Linked DNA regions of Mus musculus: all the other regions are linked to region 2. The links are chromatin loops, found by intact Hi-C in ENCODE. Cell type or tissue: left cerebral cortex. All regions are shown on one strand.

Evidence for each region. Peaks named below come from ENCODE experiments on the same cell type or tissue, not always from the same donor. Only the 100,000 strongest peaks of a DNase experiment are listed, where the experiment ranks them.
Region 1: it touches region 2 in a loop (5-fold over the local background); 15 of 42 quality-filtered maps call a loop at or near these places.
Region 3: it touches region 2 in a loop (4-fold over the local background); 4 of 42 quality-filtered maps call a loop at or near these places.

What each region holds. Positions count from the first base shown.
Region 1 is chr2:163,397,992-163,405,991 of GRCm38, forward strand. It overlaps Oser1 (oxidative stress responsive serine rich 1), which reads right to left. Exons shown (of 4, transcript NM_025699.2): 4 at 7,831-8,000. It also overlaps a transcript of Jph2 not described here. Among named protein-coding and RNA genes, the nearest start is that of Jph2, 4.0 kb to the left of the region's middle. In left cerebral cortex, a CTCF peak has its summit at 3,438 (motif pointing left); a DNase peak (open chromatin) is centred at 3,424.
Region 2 is chr2:162,918,220-162,926,219 of GRCm38, forward strand. It overlaps the pseudogene Cisd3b. Among named protein-coding and RNA genes, the nearest start is that of Srsf6, 9.3 kb to the right of the region's middle. In left cerebral cortex, a CTCF peak has its summit at 4,151 (motif pointing right); DNase peaks (open chromatin) are centred at 4,150, 4,813 and 5,125; H3K27ac peaks cover 647 bases.
Region 3 is chr2:162,654,491-162,662,490 of GRCm38, forward strand. It overlaps Ptprt (protein tyrosine phosphatase, receptor type, T), which reads right to left and starts at 6,657. Exons shown (of 31, transcript NM_001291150.1): 1 at 6,310-6,657. The coding sequence starts at 6,409. 9430021M05Rik (RIKEN cDNA 9430021M05 gene) reads left to right here and starts at 6,673. Exons shown (of 4, transcript NR_033569.1): 1 at 6,673-6,936; 2 at 7,231-7,306. In left cerebral cortex, CTCF peaks have their summits at 4,717 (motif pointing left) and 7,481; DNase peaks (open chromatin) are centred at 4,709, 5,905, 6,765 and 7,414; H3K4me3 peaks cover 4,001 bases; H3K27ac peaks cover 2,728 bases.

The DNA of each region.
Region 1 (8,000 bases), 480 kb after region 2:
TCTCCCAGCTGCCCCGCCCCTTCTCCAGCCCTGCCTTCCTCCCAGGATAGAAAGGTCAGTGTTGCCCTAACAAGGCCATTGGATCTCAGAAGCTGCTCCCAAAATAACCCCCTGGCTGGCCCAGCCTCCTTCAGAGCCGGAGGGAGGGAGGGGGGCTTCCAATCCGCTGGGCCTGCAGACCCAGGCAGTGGCCCGAGGGGGCTGAGCAGGAAATCTGAGAACGAAGTGTGGACAGCTTAGCTACTTGGTGGCTTGCCTTCTTGTGGATCAGAGCTGCCTCCCATCTAGAAGTCCCCAGGTTCCGCAGGCAGGGAGAAGAGACGGAGACCAGCAGACCATCTTATCCAGGGCCACTTTGTATCCCCAGAGTTCAGGGGGTGGCAGACATGGGGCCCTACCACTTCGAGCATGCCGAGGCAGGACCTGGGGCTTTGGTCCCTCTGCCAATCCCATTGAAGAATCCAGTGACCTACAGAGAAAGGAATGGAGGACGGTTGCACATATGCCTTTGAAAGCAGAGTGGAACTCAGAATGATCAGAGAGGGTCTAACCAGGGTGCAAACGCAAACAAGCAGGCATTCTGGGCTTACATTTTCTACCCCAGCCCTAGCTCAGAAAACTGGGGGAGAACCCTGATAAAGGGAACTAGTTCAGGAGGCAGGGGATATGGATCAGTTGATAAAGTACTTGTCATGCATTCGAACCCCAGAACCCATGAGAGGGGGTTGGGGGAGTGTAAAGCACTTCTAGGGCTGACAGTCCTCAGCCAAGACCACGGTGTCTTCATTGTCTTGGAGATGTATTTCTTCTTACTAGAAGTTGGTGGAGACCTGGGTGCTAGAAATTCACCAAAGCCTTTTGCTCCTGCCACAGGAGCCGCTGAAGCCTGGCCTTATGTGCTCTTAAGGAGCTGGGGCAGAAGCAAGCTTGGGAAGGGGAATATTGCAAAAATAACGATCCTGAATATTTCTAAAATGAATCTCACTCCACCACAGCCCACAGCCTGTGTGAGGAGTGCAGAGGGGAGGAAAGTCTCCTTCCTGCTCATGGAAGTGTGTGTGTGTGTGTGTGTGTGTGTGTGTGTGTGTGTGCGTGTGTGTGTGTGTTCATAACATGGCTGGAATGGAGGAAGGTTAGAAATCACCGAAGAAAGAAAGAAAGAAAGAAAGAAAGAAAGAAAGGAAGGAAGGAAGGAAGGAAGGAAGGAAGGAAGGAAGAAAGAGACAAAGAAAGAAACAAGGAAACAAAGAAAGAAACAGGAAACAAAGAAAGAAAAGAAGAAACTAAAAGAAAAAAGCTGAGGTCCAAGGGAGCGTGAGACAGTTATCTGACTTCTACCACGTCTGTCTGACGCATTCCCAAATCCCATGATGGTTTTGGCCACTGAACGTCACTGCATTCATTTCCTTGTTTTAGAAATGGGAAGACTGTGTTCTCTGCTTTCCACTCTGCTGATAACGGTCCCTGCTAGTTGCTGCTTCTCATGATTATGTAGCCACTGACCTTACAAAGTCCTCTTGGTCCACATTTCAGTACCAGCCTCCACACCGGCCATCATCTCGGCCAGGTGGCTGGCACCCTGTCCAGGTGGACCTTCAGCCTGATCAGGCAGTTCCCCCGCTAAAAACACCTGCCCCGCCCCCACTCTTTTCCAAACTCTTTCCAGATAGGCAGTCACAGGACAAGGAAATGGACAGTCAAATAGAAAGAGAGTGATTGTCTCTGAGAGTCCGTCAATCACTACAATGCTGATCGAGGTTAGCTGCAACCCAGGAAGGGATCCGTTCACATACATTCATCCGTGTTCACTCCCAGTAGCTCCCTGTGATGGAGCCCGTGCAGAAGAAACAGCTACAATCACAAAAACACAGATTGCACAGTCCTTCCCAGATCGATGGAGTTCAGTCCTCAAGGGAGAAGACCTGGGTGACTGCATTTGCTTTGAGCATCTCTGACTTTAAAACACTGAGAATGTTATCTATTCATTTTTAAAAGATTTATTTTTTAAAAATTATGTGTACATGAGTGCAGGTGGCCTGGGAGGCCAAGTGGTGGATCCCCTAGAACTAGGAATTACAAATGATTGTGAGCCACCTGGTGTGGATGCTGGGGACTTAACTAGAGTTCTTGGCAAGAGCAGTGCTTCTACTAAGCACAGAGCTATCTCTCCAGCCCCTTATTTATTATATAACACTGAGAGAGAGAGAGAGAGAGAGAGAGAGAGAGAGAGAGAGCGCACATATATGGAGGTCAGATGACAACTTGAGGGAGTCCATTTTGTCCTTCCATCTTGTGAGTCTCGGGTCAATCTCAGGTCATCAGGCCTGGTAACAACAGCCATAAGCTGATGAGCCATCTCGCCAGGCCCATCGTGACGTTTTGAAATGGTTTCTTGATAACATTTATAGGTTTGCATACGTTTACTTTACACAAGCAGGAAGTTCGAGAGCTAGATGTATATTCAAATCCCAGTTCTGAGCTGTGCCTAGTGGTACAGCTGTAGTTACTGAGAAACTTAGAATGCTGAGATAGGGGTTCAAAACCTACTAGGCTATATAATGAATGAGTTCAAAGCCAGCCTGGGCAACTTCATGTGACCCACCTCAAAATAAAAAATGAAGAGTGTGCTTGTATGGTCTTAAGTTCAACCAGTACTGGAAGAACAAAAACAAACAAAAACACCTCCCAGCTCCACCCAGATGAGCCAGCTTACAATTTCCAACTGATTGCCAAATCTCTCTAAATCAAGGTAGGTCCGGCATCTCCAGAACTCGCCTAGGATCAACACTTGCATTAAGGATAATCACAGCCTCTTGAAGTGACCAGGGTAGAGTTACAAGAGTCTCTGTTGACAAGGTTCATACTCAGGGACTGAAGAGGTGGCTCAGTAGTTATGGACGCTTGTTGTTCTTGCAGAGGACCCAGGTTTGGTTCTTGGCACCCACAATATCTGTCACTCCAGTTCTGGGGGATCCAACCCCCTCTTCTAGCCTCTATGGGCACCAGGAAAGCACACGGTGCACAGACAGCGTCTAGGCAAAATATTCACAAGTATTAAATAAATAAGCTTCATATTTTGAAGGCATTAAACACTTAAACAATACTGGCTATTATACCACTTTCACACGACAAAATGCTTTTCAGACCATTATGATTAATAAGATAGTCACCAAAGAAACAAAATCCCTGACATTGAAGGACTCCTATGAAGGACGCCCTGAGGTTTGTCTACAGACAGACCAGATCAGTAATAAAGGAACACTTTGATCTTTCACAAACAAAATTCAGATTTCAGAATCTGGCATTGGCCTTACCGCGCAGCCAGAGCTGAGCTTTCCTGAAAACTATGGCTCTCCCCTCAACCTCCTTTGCCTCACATTTTAATCCTGTGAATTTTGAGGAGAGTATGCCCTCTTGTGGCTGTGTGTGTATTACAGCTGACTTTTCAATCCTGTGACTTTTGAGGAGAGTACGCCCTCTTGTGGCTATGTGTCTATTACAGCTGACTTCCCTTAAAACAAAGAGGTTCTTCAAAAAGTTTACTAAGCTTTTTACGAATTTAAACTGTTTTTAAAGATGTATGGCCGGGCGTGGTAGCCCACGCCTTTTAATCCCAGCACTCGGGAGGCAGAGGCAGGCGGATTTCTGAGTTCGAGGCCAGCCTGGTCTACAAAGTGAGTTCCAGGACAGCCAGGGGAACCCTGTCTCGAAAAACCAAAAAAAAAAAAAAAAGTATGGTGTTGGAAAGATGGCTCAGAGGTTCAAAGCAATTGTTGCTCTTGCAAAGAACCTAGGTTTGAGCGCTACCACCTATGTAGCTCACAACGGTCTCTGTAACTCCAGTCCCATAGGATCTGATGCCCTTAGGCACTGTACGAATGTGGTACAGACATACATACTCAGGCAAAACATTTCACACATATACTAAATCTTTGTGGGGGGAAAAATCTATCTCTTGCCAAGATTTTTGCCACAGTCTGGTTCTATATTGTCAGAGGCAATCATGCCTTTTCTCTACTTCCTTCCCAGGGAGCCCAGGATGGGGGGAACCTGCAAAAAGAAGAGGGGCACTGGACTTCTGGACTTCCGAAGGCCTGGAGAGAGAAGGCCCATTTTCCCGGGAACCCTTTTGTATCCAGACTGGGTCCACACCCCTTCCAGACTCCGTGTAAAGCAAGGATGGTCTTTGTACTAATGTGTCCACAGTGGTCCATCCAGGCCTGCCGCAGATGCGCCTCTGTCTCTCCATGTCTGCGGCCGAGACCTCCCTTGTTAAAACTGCTTTTGCAGTTGACTTTTGAGTTTTCCTCTTTGGTTAGCCCACGACCTTGCAGGCTCCTGCCCATTCCAACCACTGTACCTTGGGTGTCCTGGAACTCAATCCTGGTTTTTCTTTTTTTGTGACAAGTTGCACAATGTTGCCCAGGTAGCCCCTGAATACCTGGGCTCAAACTATTCTCCTGCCTCAGCCTCCTAAGTAGCAGACTACAGTTGACTATCACCATACCTAGAACTTACTTGACTGTGTTTGTGTGTGCACACTCACGTGTATGAGCCCACCTCTTTTGTTAATTTTTTAAGATTTATTTTATGTATGTGAATATATTATCACTGTCTTCAGACACACCAGAAGAGGGCATCAGATCTTTTTACAGATAGTTGTGAGCCACCATGTGGTTGCTGGGAATTGAACTTGGGACCTCTGCAAGAGTCTTAACCAGAGTCATCTCTCTAGCTCCTTTGTCAATTTTAAAATTACATCTATTTGTGTTTGTACAGGTGTAGAACACACTGCACACAGAGGCCAGGGGGTAGCTTTTACGAGTTGGGTCCCAAGGACTTAACTAAGGCCATTAGCCTTAGCGGCAAGCTCCTTTACCCTGAGTCATCTTGCCTGTCCTCAGACTTCTATATATTCACTGCCTAGGTATTCTCTTATGGCTTTAACAACAATCTACTTTTTCCAAAGTAAATTGTTTATTTCAAATAGGTATTTCTAGCAGTTTCAGACCCCCCCCCCAAAATGAGCAGAAAGCCCAGCATTCACACATACTCCCTTATTCCTTCTAAAATATTACTTTAGCACCATTTCTTAAAAATCCATACACTTACAGTTCCTAAGTTTGGCTCTCCTGCTGTGCCTCTCCTGACTTCCGTAATTAATGCAATGATTCACTCAACTCACATCTAACATACATTTCAGTCAGGAAACCCAAATTCCCAGTCCCCTCCCAAATCTGCGCCAGCTCTTAACTTCTCAAAAGCTGCCAGGACATCTTAATTCCTACCTTCCTCTCTTCTGCTCTACCTGCAATACTTCCAAGACATAGCTCCTGCACTGCTCGCTGTCCAGTGTTGGATCCCCACGCAGGATGCCTGTGACCCATGAAGGCTCAGGCAGGAGTGAACCTAGGCTATCCAGGGAAACTGTGTGAGACCATCGTCAAAGTTACCTCTTCATGTCTCCATCCTTCACATACCGAGCGAAATGCAACCTCACTCACTAGGAGCCAAAGCTTTTCAAACCACTCACTGATTAACCACAAATTGACCCCACCCTGAACCTCTGGCCTCACGGCTTTAGATTCTAGTGGATCTGCTGGTCAAGAGTACTTTTTAAAAAAAGGTTTATTATATATAAGTACACTGTAGCTGTCTTCAGACACACCAGAAGAGGGCATCAGATCTCATTACAGATTGTCGTGAGCCCCCATGTGGTTGCTAGGATTTGAACTCAGGACCTCTGGAAGAGCAGCCAGTGCTCTTAACCTCTGAGCCATCTTTCCAACCACCAAGGGTACTCTCCCTTAACTGTCCACACTGCTCCCATTGACTCCTTCAGAGCCAATGCCACTTTTATCACAGAAGCTTCTGCCTTAAACGCAATAGAAATCTCACCTGCCTAGGCCAACTCCTCCAATCTCCTCCTCCTTTTTGCTCACCTTTCCCCATGGACAAGGAAATTGTTCTGCCTACTGTTGTGTTCCCAGCACCTGCTACCAAGAAATACACCCCAGTGACCAACTGGTTAAGAAGTATCGATAAAAGCATGTGAAAACTAGGAGTCAGTCTTCAGAATACGCATCCATGGCCTCGCCTCAGTCTTTGCAGAATCCATTTCTGAGGCCTTATTAAAACCACACACACACACACACACCATGCTCTCTAGGCCCCTGGGCAAAGATCAAGTCACATCCACAAGGCTCTCAAGAACACTAAACTGCAATCTGCCCAACTGGGTGTGCAGTTTAATTTTAAACCTCAATATTCGTGTTTGCTTTGAGACAACAGGGTCTTGGCATATAGCCCTGGCTGGCCTTGAACTCAGCTCGTCCTGTTTCTGCTTCCCGAGTGGTGTTAATGCTGCTTGTGAGACCTTGTGAGGATGAGTTTGAGGGATACAAATAATTTACAGCTTACTCCCACACATCTGCAATGTCTTTGCTCTGATCTGACCCCTTCAGGAAGTTATTAGGTCACTGGGACTTTGTTCTTTATAAAACAAAATTTAAGAGGCTTAGGAATGCATCTGACTTCATTTTCAGTAGCTTGCTAACTATACTCTCCCCACAGATAAAACACTACTTGTTCGAGTGGCTCTGTGTAGTCTGGGAACCTTGGAGTTTGGACCTTTGGAGGAATGTGAAAGGCCCCTGGCTTAGAGGCACACCAGTTACTGGTCATCACCTAATTTGTCTCCCGGAGAATACGTGCAGATGTCTATGAACCCAAACATTAGGAAGATATGCAAAGTCAACAATCCTGTTTTCCTCCTCCTGTCCTGGAAAAGCTGCCTTAAGATTAAATGGTCCACATCCTGTCACCACCAGTGCCATGGTGACATTTTGCTCGCTATATCAAATGCCTTCTCCTTACCAGATGTATACTAAGCTAGCAGCTGTCTCTCAAAGCTTAGGTTTTAGACTTGTCTAGAAAAAGAGTTTCCTACTTCTCCCTCTCCCAAGTGAAAGGACTCCTATGGGAAACCCAGATCCAGTCTTGAGTCAACTCAAAAAGGCCAATAAGGTACTTTTGTGAACAGTGAAGACTTACCCTACAAACTGAATGAAACAAACTTCCTAGTATCTTTCATGGATTTTCATACTTTTAGGGATGCATAATGTGAATTAAAATAGAAGTTACAAGGAACACATAAAATACAAAAGCAGGCCAGGCATAGTAGCATAAGCCTTTAGTTCCAGCACTCAGGAGGCAGAGGCAGGCAGATCTCTGAGTTCAAGACCGGCATGGTCTACAAAGGGAATTCCAGGCCAGGATACATAGGAATACCCTGTCTCGGGGAAGGAAGCAAAGAAAAAAATGAAACCAAATCACCTGGAAAAAGTAAGAATTCACCCTTCCAGTTAAAAGTGAGCTTGAGCCATTTAACCAAACTTCGAAGAGGACTTTATAACGACTCACCATAAGTGTATCAGGTATGAAATCCTCCAGAGATTCTAGGGTAGGGGGTAACGTCTAAAACATATTGAGGGGCATAAGACCTATATTGTGCTAGGCAGTGGTGGCGCACGCCTTTAATCTCAGCACTTGGGAGGCAGAGGCAGAGGCCGAGGCAGGCAGATTTCGAGGCCAGCCTGGTCTACAGAATGAGTTCCAGGACAGCCAGGGCTACACAGAGAAACCTTGTCTCAAAAACCAAAGGGGGGAAAAAAAGACCTATATTGCAACTGACCACAAACAAAACATCACACACATAAACACCAGAGATGGAGGCAACACAACACACTGATTTCAGTACAACACACACTCATACATACCAAGTGCTTAGCAGTCCCACTTTAAACAGCTTAAGAAACAACACACAATACCTCTGGATAAACAGCACCAGCAGGGGTTTATTTAGTGACAGTAAGGTTAATGACTCCCTCAAAACAAAATAGGACAGGCCACCTGAATCTAAACCTTAGATATCTGACTCAACAGTAACGTAAGAAACCTTTAATGACACAAACCCGTGTTAAACCAAAGACAGTTTAAAT
Region 2 (8,000 bases):
GCTCACACTGCATCTGTAGTCAGGAAGCAGAGAGGAATGGAAGTGTTACGTTTGGCTGGACTTCTCCTTTTTATGCTTTCCAGAACCCAAGTGGAGGGAATGGTTCCGCCCACAATGGTCTGGCCTGCCCACATCAATTAATGTGATCCTTACAGATGTTAATCCTTACAAATGTTCTCAGAACTTAACCTTAATCTAGGTAACCAATGAGAAGTGTGCCCAGAGGCTCATCTCATGGGTGATCCTTGATCTTGTCAAATTTACAGTTGAGATTAGCCAGCTCAGCCATAGCATACAGTGCAGCATAGGGCATCTGGGGGAAAAAAAAAACCAGCTCTGGAGAAATTGTTACCCTGTATCTAGGAGCAGGAGAGCATTTCTCCACCCCGGAGGGCCTCCCTGAAACAGGGACATGCTGCTGGCCAGTAAGGTGGCAACCATTATCCACGCTGATGTCATTGCCCCATGTGAAGGAAGTCATTGTGCCAGCCCAGAACAATTGTGTGCTCCCCCCCCCCCAAGACCTCCCTCTTCCAGCCCTCAGGCCTCACTACTAACATCTCCAGGGGCACAGCTGATAAAGTTAGAGACAAAGTGAGAAGCAGTGAACAGTGACTGCTATCCCTGTAACCTTGGTGACTGTTGTCACCCCGTAATGTCACTGCTATCACTGATGCTCTTGCTGCATCTACTCTGCAGTCCCAGATGATACTGAAGCCAGGGGAGCATTGGAGGAGTCGGACCGGGACAGGAGATCTGGTCTCTTTAATGGACCACTAAAGAGCAACCCAGTTAGCTTTATTTGAAAACCATGGGCTTTGAGCATACCCTAAAAGGAGAGACTCTGACTCCTTTTTTTTTTTTTTTTTTTTTTTTTTTAGAGGGCAGGCCTCAGTGTTTATTGACAGCTTTACCGGATGCTGGACCTGGCTCTCAGCTGCCCAACAGGAGAATACAGGTTTTTCAGGGTACAATTGCTAACAAGATGGGGTCCTTGGAGGTTCCCTTCCATGTGTGGCTCAGCATTACTGCCTGGAGTCACAGTATCCCCTCAGAGTGGGGAACCTACTTCTGCTTTCTGTACCTGCTCACTCTTGTGGGTACCGTCACAGTAAGGGGGCCGCCGAGTGGCCTTGCAGGTACATAGGGCCACTGTGCGTGTCTCTTGGACCTTGAACTTGAGTGGAGAAAGGCCAGTACGCTGGAAGAAGTGGGAGCCATCACAGAAGGGCTGATTCTTGCTTCGGCCACATACACACCACCTGTAGTTTTTCCCAGCAACCAGCTCCAATCTGATGTGTGTCTTCTGTGCCACCACTGGCTTGGTTGGCTCTTTGGGGAACCATCGGGCCAGCCAAGAAGAGATTTCCCGCCTCTGATACGGCTTCGACAAGGCAGGCAGGCAGATATGATTTGGAAACAGAAAAATAAAATCAGTGGGGAAGGAGAGACGCCGGAAGCCCATCAGGAAAGGGAAAGACCACAAGCCAAAGGAGCGTGGGACCTTTTTTTTTTTTTTTTTTTTTTTTTTTAATGGTTGGGAAAAGGTTCAAAGAAGAGGCGCTGCGGATCTTGGCATCTACTCGGGAGCTCCCTCCGGAAAGACTCGAGACTCTGACTCCTAACACTCTGCAGAGATGCTTGTCTCTGGGGTTGATTGCCAGCCAGCACCAGGAGCCAGCCTGGATCTGAGATGGGCGCTACTGAATGTCTGTAATCTCTGCACCTTGGGTGGAAAAACAATTGGCAGACACCTTTCCTGGCCATTAATTCTTTACAGCCAACTCGGAACCCTCCCTCGGGGCAATGGCTGATTGTTTGCAGTTACTGTCAGCCTGGCCCTGAATTCAGAGCAGGGAGCATGACTGTCCCCTTACCCTCTTCATACACTTCTTCTCCTGGTGCCCTCCCCTATCTCTTCCCAGAGCCCCAGAGGGGCCAGAGAGAGCTGCCTGTGCAGATTGGAAGAGATAAGAAATGGCCTTCTGTACAGAGAAACTACGGTTTAAAGGCCACCGAGTTAAAGAATCACAGAAGAAAGCGATTGACTCACTCTTCTCTGCAGAAAGTATTTCTCAGCATGTGTGTTCTTGAACTGTGATCTCTATGAATGCCTGCACCACCTTACACAGTAAGTCTTATTTTAAGCCCAGAGGACAGATCGAGGACACTGGGAGTGGATTTGGACTCCAGAGGGATTTTCTTCCAATGTCCCGCGTTGCTATCTTCCTTCAGTAAACATTCTCTATTATATCCATGCTGTCACCAGAAGAGAATAAAAGGGAAGCGACATTTCCCTCCCTCACCCCACCCAAAGAGAGAAATAAAATCTTCCCTGGTCGGTCCATCCATCCTTGCTAATCCATCTCTCACAAGATCTATTCATCACCTGCTGTTGTGTGATTTCTCACGGAGAGACATGAAAAATGTCTATTCGCCCCAGACAGGGCACCAATGGCCAACCAAAGACACAACTCCATCCAAATCTAGCTTAGTTTATTTACAGAAGCATAGGGGAAGGCTGGCTTGCAACACCATGTGTGATTCAACATCTGCTCCATTACCAAGAAACCTACCCCAAGATGGGCAATAAATAAGTCAGGGAAGTTCCATCCCCAGAGTTCCCTGCCCAACCTACAGGCAGCTCTACCGGAGAGTGTTCTGTGCCCAGTAATTGTTTACTACTTTTATAACCTTGGGCAAGGGCTTCCAAATGAGTGCTAGGAAGACAGGATGCTGCAGTCAACATCAGACACAGCATGACGCTGCCTCTCCCGGTTAGCTTTACCTGTCAACTTGACACAGCCTAGAGTCATCTGAGAATAGAGTCACAGTTGAGGAACTGCCCGGGGGATATATATCTGTGAGGGTTTGTCTTGATGGTTAATGGATTCAGCAGGGCCCAGCCCACTGTGGGAAGCACCATTCCCTGAGTAGGTAGCCCTGGATTGTCTAAGAAACTAGCCAGGCATGAGCCTGCACGCCAGCTAGCAAGCAACATCCTCCACCGTGCCGTACTTTTGACTGTGAAGTGGGTTCCTTGATCAGAATAATGTTGTGGGAACCAGAGATATGGCTCAGTGTGGAGGAAGACTTTTAACCAGGCCTAATGACCTGATTTCGATCCCTGGAACCCATATGGTGGAAGGGAAGAACTGATTTCTGAGAGTTGTCCTCTGACCTCCAAACACACAGAGAACAGACACACATACACACACAAAACTCACACACATAAAGAAATAATGTCATATGGGAAGGCAAGCAAGCCTCCTTTGAGTTCTTGTCTTGATTTCCCTCAATGATAGACTGTGACCCACGAGGTGAAATTAACCCTTTCCTCCTCTAAGTCACTTTTGTTAGAGTTAGAGTGTTCTCATTTCTCTCATGCCTTCCTGGTCTTCCCTGGATGTGTGACCAACAAAGATGTTCTTCTTCAGCCTCTCTGCCAATCCGTCATCCCTGAACCTGAACAGCACTCCTGAGTCTACTACGCATGCATGCCTGCCTCTAACCCTGCCACCCGATCAGCTCAAACTCTAAAGAGAACCTTCTGGGCTACAGTCAGCTACTCAGGGGGCATCTTAATCCCTGTTTGGGTCATCGAGCAACTGTTGGACCAAGTGAAGCATTTGGCACCAGCTGCCACCTACACTGGTTAGTGGCTCAGAGTAGTGAACAATATAACTACAGAAGATGCAGTCACACCCACATAGTGTAGGGGAGTTGAGGTCTGAGGGTCACATCAGAGATGCCACACTTCAGTGATAGCAGCCAAGGTAGCAAAAAGGACTTAAAATCTTATCATAGGAGAAACCGTTGGGGGACAGCGAGAAAGAAAGGACGTTTAAAAGAGGGCCAGAGTGCTGACCGCAAACATCTGGAAGACCCATTTGTGGGAAACATGTGGTATTTTAGATACACAGCTTTGTGCACAGTAGGACCCACAGAGGTCACAACTGGAGGCAGGGCTTTATTCGCATAAAGAATAATTTACGATGAAAGATAGAAAAATGAGCTTTCAAGTAATGGTATGAAATCCTCGGCTACTATGAGATCCTGACAACTAGATTTCCATTTCAGAACTTCAGAACTCTGTGACTCAGAAACCCCATTTCTGTAATTTCTCTACCACTGCAAGTCACACATACAGCCACTTGGTGGCGACAAATGCACATGTTCAGAGCCAGTCTTCCTGTCTGGAAATAGAAAAACAAAACAAACGATTGATTCAGATAAATTGACATTAGTGAAGTGATCAGACACTATAAACAAAGTCCCCCCAGTAAGAGTTGGTCCCCAGAACAACCCAAAGAGCTCCAGCACAGGTAATTTGTGTTCGTTCATTTTTTTGGTTTTGTTTGGTTTTGTTTTTAACAACTTTACTCTGTATCCAAGCTGCCTGAAACTCACTGTGTAGTCCAGGCTGGTCTCACACTCCTGGGATAATCCTGACTCGGCCTCCTAAGAGTTGAGATCACAGGCACTAGCTACCACATCCAGACTGCAAATTTTCTTTGAGATTACATATTTTAAGTTTTCCATTAAAACGCACACACCTACACACAAGATGCAAAATGCTCAGATCACAAGACACCACAAGACAGATGTTCATGAGTAGAACTGACTTGTGTAATCAGTTCATCCAGCCAGGACCAGGACCCCAGAAACCCTGCAGGCCTCCTCTAGCCCCTCCCACACCAAGGCAACTTCCCCACCTCCAGCGCCCTGATCAGTCTGGCAGGTGACTTGTTTGTGCCATAGTGCGACTATTCAGCAGTTCAATCCTCCACTGTATGGTGGGCGGAGGGTGGCATCTGCCTGGTTTCTAGCTTGAGGGAGGCTTACCCATAATGCTGTTCCGTATTTCCATTGCTTTGCCTTGCAAGCCTGTGAACTTATTTCTGTCTGCCAGGTGTGGAATGGCTCCTCTTGGCGTGGTCACTTCCAGCTTGCAGTAGCAGAAGGCACTAGATGCACTTTCCCAAAGTAACTGTAAAAATATACACTCCCAAATATGTCTGAGTGTTCCACGACTTCCTCGCCAAACCTGAATTTTCTGTTCAGGTGTGTTTTGGTGGAAGGGAAAGGGGAGGAGAGAGGCTGCTCCTGCAAACCCTTATCCCTCCTTCCAGGGTGGTGCTTGCAATGAGTCTGGGCAGCAGCAACAGCGAGCCACAGAGAGAAGCTGGAAAATCTCCTCCCACTCCTATATCCCCAGAAAACCATGGACATGCAAGACTTTTCTGCAGATCTCCATGTCCTGGGTTCTGAACAAGCGCAGAATGGAGTCCCACCCCACTCGCTGAGACCTCACAGGGTGCCTCCACAAGAAGAAAACAGAGAAGAGAATACACAGCCTGGGGCAGGAAGGGGATGAGGGAGGGGACGGGGAGGGGGGGAGGTACAGAGTGCAGGGAGGATGCATGGGTGGAAGAGGTTCCTCTGGTAACTTGGAGCAGAAAGTAGAAGGCCGGGGTGCAGGTCTTAAGAAAGTATGTTTCAGAAACAGAGAACTGTTCAATGAGAGGGAGCTATAGGTATATGTTTGACACATTCAAAGGAAAAGCTGATAGAATAAGGTAGGAAAGGAAGGCTGTGAGACCGGATGGGGTGTGACTGTATATAAGAGCTGCCCAGCTACTGTTAAAAGGTAGTTGAGGGCCGAGTAGAGTGCTAGTCTAGCATGCTCAAGGCATGAAGGAGTTCCATTCCCTGAAGGCAGATGTAAAACACAGAGAGAGGGGGAAAAAGAGAGACAGAGACAGAGAGACAGAGACAGGCACACATATAGAAAACAGAGACACACACACACACACAGAGACAGAGACAGAGACAGAGAAATACAGGCACACACATAGAAGACAGAGACACACACACACTTAAGAATTCTTTGAAAAAATAATAAAGTGGGACTTGGTGGTACACACACCTTTATTTCCAGCAACTGAGAAACAGAGGCAGATGTATCTCTCTGAGTCTAACGTTAGCCTGTTCTGCACAGCAAGTTCCAGGCCAGCCAGGGCTACATAGTGAGATCCTGGCCCCAATGTGATTAATTTAATTAAATGGTGTCTTTAAGTTGTTCAGATCAGACCGTCTTTGTTGCAACTTGCCAACACAATAACTACTGACACTTTTACAACTTGAGAGAAGCCGTATTAGTCAGGGTTCTCTAAAGTCTCGGAATTTATGGGCTGTCTCTATTTATTAAGGGAATTTATTGTAATGAGTTACAGTCTGCAGTCCAACTAACCCAACAATGGGTAGCTGTGAACAGGAAGTCCAGGAGTCTAGTAGTAGCTCGGTCCCACGGGGCTAGTAGTTTCAGCTGGTCTTCTGTGTAAGCTGGAATCCTCAAGTAGTGGGTTCCAACGGATGTGCCGGCAAGTAAGTGTGAGCAGGTGAAGTAGAGTGAGTCTTCCATGGGCTGGAGAGAAGAGTGAGTCTTCTTCTTTCAATGTCCTTATATAGGCCTTCAGCCGTCACATTAAGGGTGTGTATCACCATGTCTGGATTTGGAACTTGGCTGGCCTTGATCTCAGAGATCAGCTTGCCTCAGTCCTAGGATTAGAGGTATGTACTACCTTGCCTGGACCTAAGCCTTTCTTGGCCACTCTGCCTCAAAATCTAGATCAAACGCGTTTGTTATCCCAAGACAAGATCGCAGTCAGAAGCCTGTGCCTTCCAGCCTCAAGATCTGAATCACAGGTGTGCCCTGCATTTCTGGATTGTAGTTCATTCCAGATGTAGTCAGGTTGACAACCAGGAGTATCCATCACAGAAGCTATGACCCTGTATAAGTGAATGGATGTAGCTGCATGCCAATAAAGCTTTATTTATAAAATAAATAGAGGGCCAGTTGAGCTAAGGCCCTAGTTTGCAGGGACATGTGCACAATTGAATCCTCCATGCTAAAAATAGATCACACAACCCCCATTTGGGAAATGTATGTCCTGTGTTCTTTTGAATCAAGAGTATTCCAGAGCTGGAACAAGCTTCCGTGGACTGTTGTCACGCAGACTTTCAGGGGTGGGGTTGCTGAGTGAAAGGTTTATGAACTTAGTTTTTTAAAATCCTTCCCGTCTCTACTTTCTCTGACACCCATTCTGGATTGTCCTGCTGTTTTTCTACCTTCTTTTTAAATTTTTTATTTATTATGTATTCAGCACATATACATATGCCCGAAGGCCAGAAAAGGGCACCAGATCTCATTACCGATGTTTATAAGCCACCATGTGGTTGCGGGGATCTGAACTCAGGACCTCTGAAAGAGCAGACAGTTCTCTTAACCTCTGAGCCATCTCTCCAGCTCCCAGTTTTTCTACCTTCTCAACCACAACTCCCTAAGGTTTGTTGTTTGTTTGTTTTTCCTGAATTTGACTCAAATCTCAGAGTTTCCGTGGTAAGCAGAATGTTCCCTCCCTTAAAGATCCCCACATCCTAAATCCTAGAACGTGGAATGTCACCCTCCATAGCAAAAGGGATTTTGCAGAGAAAAGGCCTTTTAGCTTGAAGTAGGGAGCTTGTCTTGATATATGCAGATGAGCCCACTGGGGTCCACATAGAGGCAGGAAGAGCACTGGCTCAGAGAGGGACATGTGGCCATGGAAGCTGGGATCGAAGTCCGAGTGATCTGAGTGATCCGGGTCACAGAGCCCACCAAGTTAATGGCTTTGAAAAAGGCAGAATCAACAAGCCTGAGAACACAAACAACCTCTACACACTGGAGAAGGAGAAAGGAATAGATTCTCGCCCTGGGGCCTCCAGAAGGTCTTACTGTCTCCTTTGTTTTTGCCCAGAAAACCATGGAGACTTCTGACCTTCATACCTGAAGATGACACATTTGTGATGCTTTAAGCCACTGACTTGCTGGTACTTTGTTACAGTGCCTTAAGTATACATAGGGGGCTGGAGAGATGGCTCAGTGGTTAAGAGCACTGACTGCTCTTCCAGAGGTCCTGAGTTCAATTCCCAGCAACCACATGGTGACTCACAACCAT
Region 3 (8,000 bases), 260 kb before region 2:
TTTTTTATGCCTGCTGATATGAGTTTGCCTATGCAGTCACTCATTCTTTCATTCATCTTTACTCAATAACAAGGAGACAGCTGAACTGCCATTTTGAGATGAAAACATGACCACCTGCCGGGCAAGGGGGATGACTCACAAAAACAGATTCTGTTTTCATGACCATTTCCAGACCCAAGAGACAAAAGGGGATACAGTGGTGTCTGGGGCATTCTGAGAAGCAGGCTGAGAGGATGCCATGAAGCAGGAGCTCAGGGACAGAGGGACATGAGCTCTGAATCCTGTCTGAGCACAAGGTACAAGATGGCAAAAAAAAAAAAAGATCAAGATGGGTAACACTGGTTTAAGATCAGCATGAAAGTCAGACATGGTGGTACATGGGGAACCACAGAGCAAGAGCCTACATCCAAAGCCAGGGGCTGGGAATATAGTTCATTGGTGCAGCACTTGCCTAGCAATGTGCAAGACCTGGGTTTGATGCCTAAAACATGTATGCACATATTACATACACACACACACACACACACACACACACACACACACACTATTCCAGAGAGTTGATGGAAGCCCCTAAAAAAGATAGACAGAAAACCAATACAGAGCTTTTTTTTTTTTTTTCCTCAACTGTGCAGCTATTTATCTTGGCTGGAAACCCAGGGCCAAAAAGCACTACACCTGTGTTTATCTGGGAAGCATAAGATGCTTCTGCTAAACTGCCACATCCTTGCTATCGTGACTTATATATGCCCAGCCCAGGGAGTGGCATGATTAGAAGGTGTGGCCCTGTTGGAGTAGGTGTGGCCTTGTTAGAGTAGGTGTGTCACTGTGGGTGTGGGCTTTAAGACTCTCATCCTAGCTGCCTGGAAGTCAATATTCTGCTAGCAGTATTCAAAGAGCCTGCTTTCAACCTCAAAAATGCATAGAGCCATCTAATTACTCGAGTTCTTTGCCAAAACTTCATAGCCTTAAATTTTATTTTAACTATTGCCAAAGCAATGAGTAAGGAGGCAACTAGTTTAGAGATTTAATTCACAGATTAAAGAGACTAAAAACCTACAGGCCTTGCAAGTATCCCATGTAAGTATTTTGGAAACTGGAGCGAGATAAGACACTCTCCTTGGATGCCTGGTGGTATTCCTGCTTTACAGATGTGGAAGCAGAGAAATGCTTCATCAAGATCATACCACACACTTCATTTGGAAGCTCACATTGAAGTAAACAGTTTAAAGATTTAATTCCACAACATTCCACCCACTCTAAGTATATCCTTCTAGCATGTCCTGCCGATTCCTGGAGTTAACCAATCAGGATCGCCTCCTTCCCAGCGGTCAAGCAATTCCATCGTCTCAAAAAAGCGATCTCACACCAGCTTGCTGAGAACCCCTGCCCGTGCCCAGCCTGGGAAGCCAATGTTCTCCATAGGTTTGCCTTTTCTGAGTCCCCCATACACTATGAAAAGCATCTAGCCGCTTTAACTTAGCATCTGATTCTTGATATATGTCTTAGCAGATATCCGAAATTCACTCTCTTTTATTAGCAGCAATATCCAATCGGATGGATACGTGGGTTCCTTTCCATTTGGGGCGACTCCAAATAATACTTCTTCGAGCATTCATGCTCCCATCTTCCTCTGGACTTGTGTGTTAATTTCTGCCAGGCAGGTTCCTAAAAGCATGAGGGCGTCGTCCTATGGCAGATGCAGGTTTCCCGTTTTAAAGAAATTGACAAACTAATCACCAAAAATGCTTTTTGCTGCTTTTTAGTCCCTCCGGCACCCAATAAAAATTTTAATATGAATATTCAAAAACCACAAAGGGTCCTATGCACACTCCACTGGTGTGCAGAGGTTGGATGTATGAGTGAGACGCGTACTTCATTCAACACTCCAGTGTGGGTCTACCACCCTGCAGACTTGGTATGTTTCTTAGTGACTTACTGAATACGGATCCCACTGGGCTTCTGAGTAGCCCTCCTGGTGTGTACATAGGAAATGCCAAGTGAATCACACTGAGATCTGGGGACCATAGAGGCCCTAAGTGTCACCATTTGCCATTCACATGTTGTCCCTCCATCTCTCTGCCTCTCATTCCTGTATTGAGATTCACTTTCAACAGGCCCAGTGGGGGTCGGTGGGCGGGGGTGGGGGTGGGAGGGGGGGTAGTATCCTGGTTCATCTGAACTGATTACCACTGTCCCTTTAACTACATCTGATTTAACAATTAAACCCTGTGGCTTCCTTCCTCTCTCACTCCATTTGAATCCATTTTCTAAGATGCCATAAAACATCCTAACTGACTTTTCCTAGCCTCGTGGTGCCGGCTCCTAAACCCATCACACCTGTTGGACACAGCTTGTTCTCATAGCGTTTTAAATTTGTTCCTTGGAATACCATAGCCTGCTATACCTTGGTCTTAGTCTTTGCTTATTTATCAACTTCATAGGTGCAGCGCACACTTTATTTCTGGGGTTCATAAGAGGCAGGAGCAGAGGTGGGGACAGAGCCTGACCAGAAAGGAGGAGCGTATGCAAAAAAGAGGAAACAGTGATAAGCCCCAAAGATTTTACCCTGATGACCTTTTTAAATCTGTGCCAGTTCAAAGGTCAAAGTGCAGTTAAAACATTCTTTCCACAAATTCTGGGACAACTAAACTGACTACTGTCACTTGCTGGGACTTTTCATTTGAAATTTCTTTCTAAAAATAGTATCAGGGAATCAAGACCCACTCCCCCCCCCCAAAAAATGAATAAAGGATGGAAAACTAAAAAGCATCATGAAAGTCCAGCCGTCTCCTGCTTAGTGCTTCACTTAGCTTGGCAGGAGCACCACGGCCCCAGCTCGGATACACGCAGGAGCACAGAGCCATGCCAAGGAGAGTAACAGTTGGCTCCCACTCTGGACAGAGTACCCCCCCCCCATGCATCTTCTGCTTTAGTCCTCACAAAATTCAGTGAGGCAGCTCTAATTATCCTCACTTTGCAGATAAGAGCTTGAGGTTGGAGAAGATAAACAGCCTGTCCAATGTGGCACAGCCAGTACCAAAGGCAGAGGTGAGATTCAAACCAAGAACATTGAGCTCCAGTGCTTTTCTCCAAGCCACGCTGCCTCCCAAACACGATACTCCTTCCCCATCCTGGTTACTGTGAGGCTCCACCATCTCTTCATCACCATCGATAAATATTTATCAAGGACCACTGCCTACATAGCAATGCTCTTGTTTCCACAGCAACACGCAGTCAGAGAGTCATGGGAGTATCCCGTGCTTAAGAGAACGATGCTGTAATATCCTCTGATCATGGCTCTGTAAGGTGACAGTTATAACACTACAAGAGAAGCCATCTCTGCTGGCAGCCTGAAGCCTGTGGAAATGTGCTTAGGATAAACAAGAAGGAACTGAAACAGAAGAGAAAGGTACAGACTGTAACCCAAGACGGAGGTCTCTATTTATTTCATGTTTGTTGTTGTTGCTGGAACAGAATCAAAGCCAGGTCTCCACATTAATTGTTCTGTTATTAGGAAACAAATCAAGCAATCCAGGACAGAAAGTAAAATGCAACTGTAGTGGGAACAGCTCCCCAGAGGTATCTGGCAGCAATTATTGAGTTAAATGACTACATTGCTTACAACTGCCACCCAGAGTCGGTCCCTGTCAAGATTTGGCTTTAACTTGTAATACTGAAACCCACTGATAAATAGACTAATTATCCCGTATCTAATTACGTAGCCATAGCCTTCCCTCATTCCCAAATCATGTGTTCTGTTTACCAACTATTATCAAAGCACTTTTTTTCTTTTACTATAATCCCTCGCCAAAAAAAAAAAAAATGTAGTGGCTCATGAAACACAGGGTAGAGTAAGGTAGGGGGAAATTGCCTTTGATGACAGCTTCTGACTCCGACTTTTGGACACTGTGACCAACAGTCACAGCAAAGCCCATCAGCCCTCAATGTCCTAGATGTAAGCTCACAAATTGAAATTGCTTCCGAGACCGGGGAATCTTCAGATCAAAGGAATATGGAGAACACACTACTGAGTTTTAAAATGCATTATTTACTCAGACTTGCAGAAAGTTTAAAATAAGCTTTTTCAAAAGAGACCCAAACTATAATCATACTTATAACAAATTTGGATTCTGACAATACCACAATGAGGAATAAAATAAGAAGAGAAGTCCGTTTTAACAAGTCAACAGTTGCAGGATTAACGCGTCGACAATTACAGATGTTCATAAGGAAAGCCCCGGAAGAATCCAGTTTAAACGATCTAGTTAGCATTAAAGTAGAGCGATAATGAGCTAGGTATAGAAAAAAAAAAGATGCCCATTTCTATAAATGAGCGGAGCTTAGAACGCACCAAGTCACCAAGACAAGCTAATCCTACTCCTTTAAGGAGCCGGGAACAACGCAGCCGCTTGCTAAATATATGCTATTGTAGCTTTGCAAAAGCTATGGGCCCAGGTAGAACCAAAGGAAACATATGGCGCCTTCGCAGTCGATTTCTTCCCAAACTGTACTCCAGGATTGCTTTTCTTCCCGGTGTGTTCCGAGCAGCAAACAAAGAAAAGGTGCTTCCTCCTCACACTTCTCTAAATGTTTTAACAAAAGGCTGCTGAATAAACACATTACTCATTTAAAAATTGAACCGAAGTTCTATCCCTGAGATGAAAGCGGCTCGATTTGCATTTAACAGCTGTGAGCGAGCGCCACCTTGCGGTAACATGCGGAACCGGCGTGCGTTTCAGCCCTGGACAGCTTTCTGGAGCAGGTTCTGGGTTTACAGCTGCTACCCAAAAAAGGTCTGTGGGACGTGTTTGATCCGGTTTCTGCTGCGGGAACGTGAGTACTATTAACGTATGAATGTCCCGCCAAGCCTTAGAAGACAGTAAAGATTAGAATCATAAGTCATACCCGGGTCCCCAGGACTGCCTCAAGCACCCTCCTGCCAGCTTCCTGACACAGCACACCTAACGCAGACCCCAAAGCGAGGGAAACAAGAGCCTTGAAGCATCTTCAGAATGATGTTGCGGCCGTCTCTTTTCTCCCCCTCTTGTCCCAGCCTTTCAGCTTCAGACACCTCAAAAAGAGTGGCCTCCTTGCTCAACTTCGCTGGCACGAAAACAAGCTGTTCCTTCCCATACATCCTGTGTCCAGTTTCCATTTTAACATCAAGTCAGGGAAGAAAACCTAAGACATTTCTAACGGAATGTCACTCCGGCGGTTCTTCCTCTCAAAAGCAGCCTGTTTAGAGACTTCCATCAGGCTCACTGCCTTTCTTTCCCTTTCTTCCTCCCCTGATTTCTTATGTGAGCACAGCTGTTGCTTAGCAATCCAAAAAGAACCCTTTCCTAAGTTCCGCTGACATGCCTCAACGTGCCCCCCGCCCCCGACCCCGACCAGCGACAGCAGCTCAGTGTGGTCACTCCTAAACCAAAGGTGCTAAGAAACTTCGAGGTGATTTTGAACTTGGAGGTATCCCTCCCCACCTCTCCTTCCCTCTTTAAGGGACTCACGGAAGGAAGCCCTACCAGTGGGGTTTTAGTGATGAGAGAGACCCTCGGTAGTGGTCTCTTCAGCTCAGTCGCCACTAAGAAGACACTAGACACACTCTGGGGAACTAGCTACCTGCCCATGGGCAAGCCGAAAGACGAGTGTCCCGAAGTTTTCAGAAGCCCACTAGCTCACTGATCAAAGCCACTGCACTTAAAGGGCCTTAGCAGGGTACCCATTACTCTGGACAGAGCCACGAGGTGAGGTGAGGGTTTAGCCGAGTGGGTCATTCACAAGAACACTCCCATGGGAAGTCCCAGCTGCTAAGGGCTCGCTAAGGGGAGCGGCGTGTTTAGAACAACACTGGATGATCTTCAGTGTCTCCCAGGAGAAAGGAAAAGCCACCGCCCTGGCAGCCTGGGCCTGCTAGGGACCTGTGCTCCCCACTCCAAGAGCGCGCAGCCCAGGAAGCTGCCCGGGTGACAGTGCTCCGCGCCGGGCGAGAAGCGGCGCCTCCTCCCTCCACCCCGAAACACTCGAGTGACAGGTTCCGACAAGTGGGAGGCAGCAAGTGGAAATATTCGCAACAGCCGCGCAAAGTTACTCCCGCCCGGGGGTGGGGGGGAAGCGGCAGGAAAGTAAGGCGACGAGGGGCCAGGGGGGGACCTGGAGCGGGACTGGGCACGCCTGGACACAGCAGCTGCGTCCGGAGGTTGGGACGGGACTCCCACCGGGCCCCGGCATCCCCTGGCCACGGGACCCAACTTTCTCCTCCCAGGGCTGGGGAGAGCGAAGGGGCCCGGGGAGCCCGGCGGGCGCACTCACCTGCGGCGCTCTGCGCTCCGGCGCCGGGCAACGGCGGCCGCTGCAGCCCCAGGAGCAGGAGCCGGAGCAGGCAGAGGGCGAGCCCGCCAAGGCTCCCCATCCGGGCGGCAAGCGGCTCAGCCCCTTCCCGAGGGCGCCGGGGCCGGGACTCGGGCGGGCGCGGGGCGGCCCCGCATCGCCAGCGCGGCTGCAGGCAGTGCGCGCCGCTGGGCTCCCGGGGCTGGCTCCTCTCCGGCTGCGGGAGCCGGCGCCGCTGCGCTCCGAGCCCAGGCGCGGCGCGAACTGAGGCGCGAGGCTGGGCGGGGGCGGGACGCGGGGGCCGGGGGGCGGTGTCCCCAGAGTCCTAACGCCGCCGCCGTCGCCGCCGCCCGCCCGGGCGCTCCGCCTCGGCCACGCACACACACCCTCGCGCGCACGCCCGCCCGCGCCTGGCACACGCCCGCGGCTGCCACTCGCGGGCTCCCCCACGCACCCTCTCCCGGGCTGGCCGGCTCGGGGCCGCTCGCGCACTCAAGCGCGTACACACATCGCTCTTGCACACACAGGATCTGCGGGGTATTCGCCTCTTCGCCCCGCGCCACACCACCCAGCTGAGCATCGCTTTCAGGCTACCCTGCGGGGGCGCAGGTACGAGGCGATGGGGGGAGGAGAGAAACCTGGAACAGCCTTTGAAGTAAGGGTGGGAGAACAGGTGACTGGGGGGGGGGGGGGCAGTGCGAGCAGGCAGGGGGAGGGAGAGGCCCGATCAACTCCGGACGCTACAGGGCTGTGAATTGCGGGAGGGGGATGCTTCGCAAAGCTGGGGACAGCTGTTGAAGGGTCTCCTGCACACCCTAAAATTCTCTCGTATATTCATATTCTCCCTTTCTCTTTCTTTCTCTCTCCCTTTCCCTCCCTCTTTCCTCATCCCCTATCATCTAGTCAGCAGTCCAGCACAGCCGACCTTAATCACAACACATCTCTTTCTCTTGTCCCTAACCCCGCCCTACACACACAGGTGTGGGAATCTCTCCCCCTTCTCTAGCTGCCTCCCCTGTTCTCCCTTTCAGAGAGAAATGGAGCTTTCCCCCTTTTGCTTCCTGGTCTGAACAAAGACCTGGCTGGGGCTGAAGGCCTAAAGACATAGATCACTGGGCAGTGCCTGCCACAGCCCACAGGCCTGCCACCAGGGGAGGGATGTGAGCCTTGTATATAAAGGCCTTCGATAAGGACACCCAAAGATGCTGAAGGGATTCCTACTTTGTAAACACTTTACTGCCTGCCCAAAGCCCTCCTTCGGTTTAACAAAGTGTTTCCCCCTCCCCATTCCACTCCCTTGTTGGAGTCCCAAAGGACTGAACCGGACAGACAGACCATTAGGAGTCATATGGAAGTCAAACACAGCCAGCATCTCCAAAAGTGGGGCACCAGGGGCTCTGGGTTGGAGTTGCTTTGGCAGAGCCTCACTGGTACCCCAGCTCTGCCGAGGTGGACGTTTTTTATTGAACACCAGCCCATTTATTTCTCTCAGCCCACACTTGTAATTCCAGGCAAATGCTTCCACCTGGCTCTGAACGACCTCCCTCCACCTCCACAGCCTCCACTTTTCTCAAGATAAACACAGGGGCCAGCCCATTGCATGGCCAAGCACCTCCCACACTTCCCTGGTCAAAGCACTCTCCCAGGGGAGAGGACCCCTCCCCCCCCCAAAA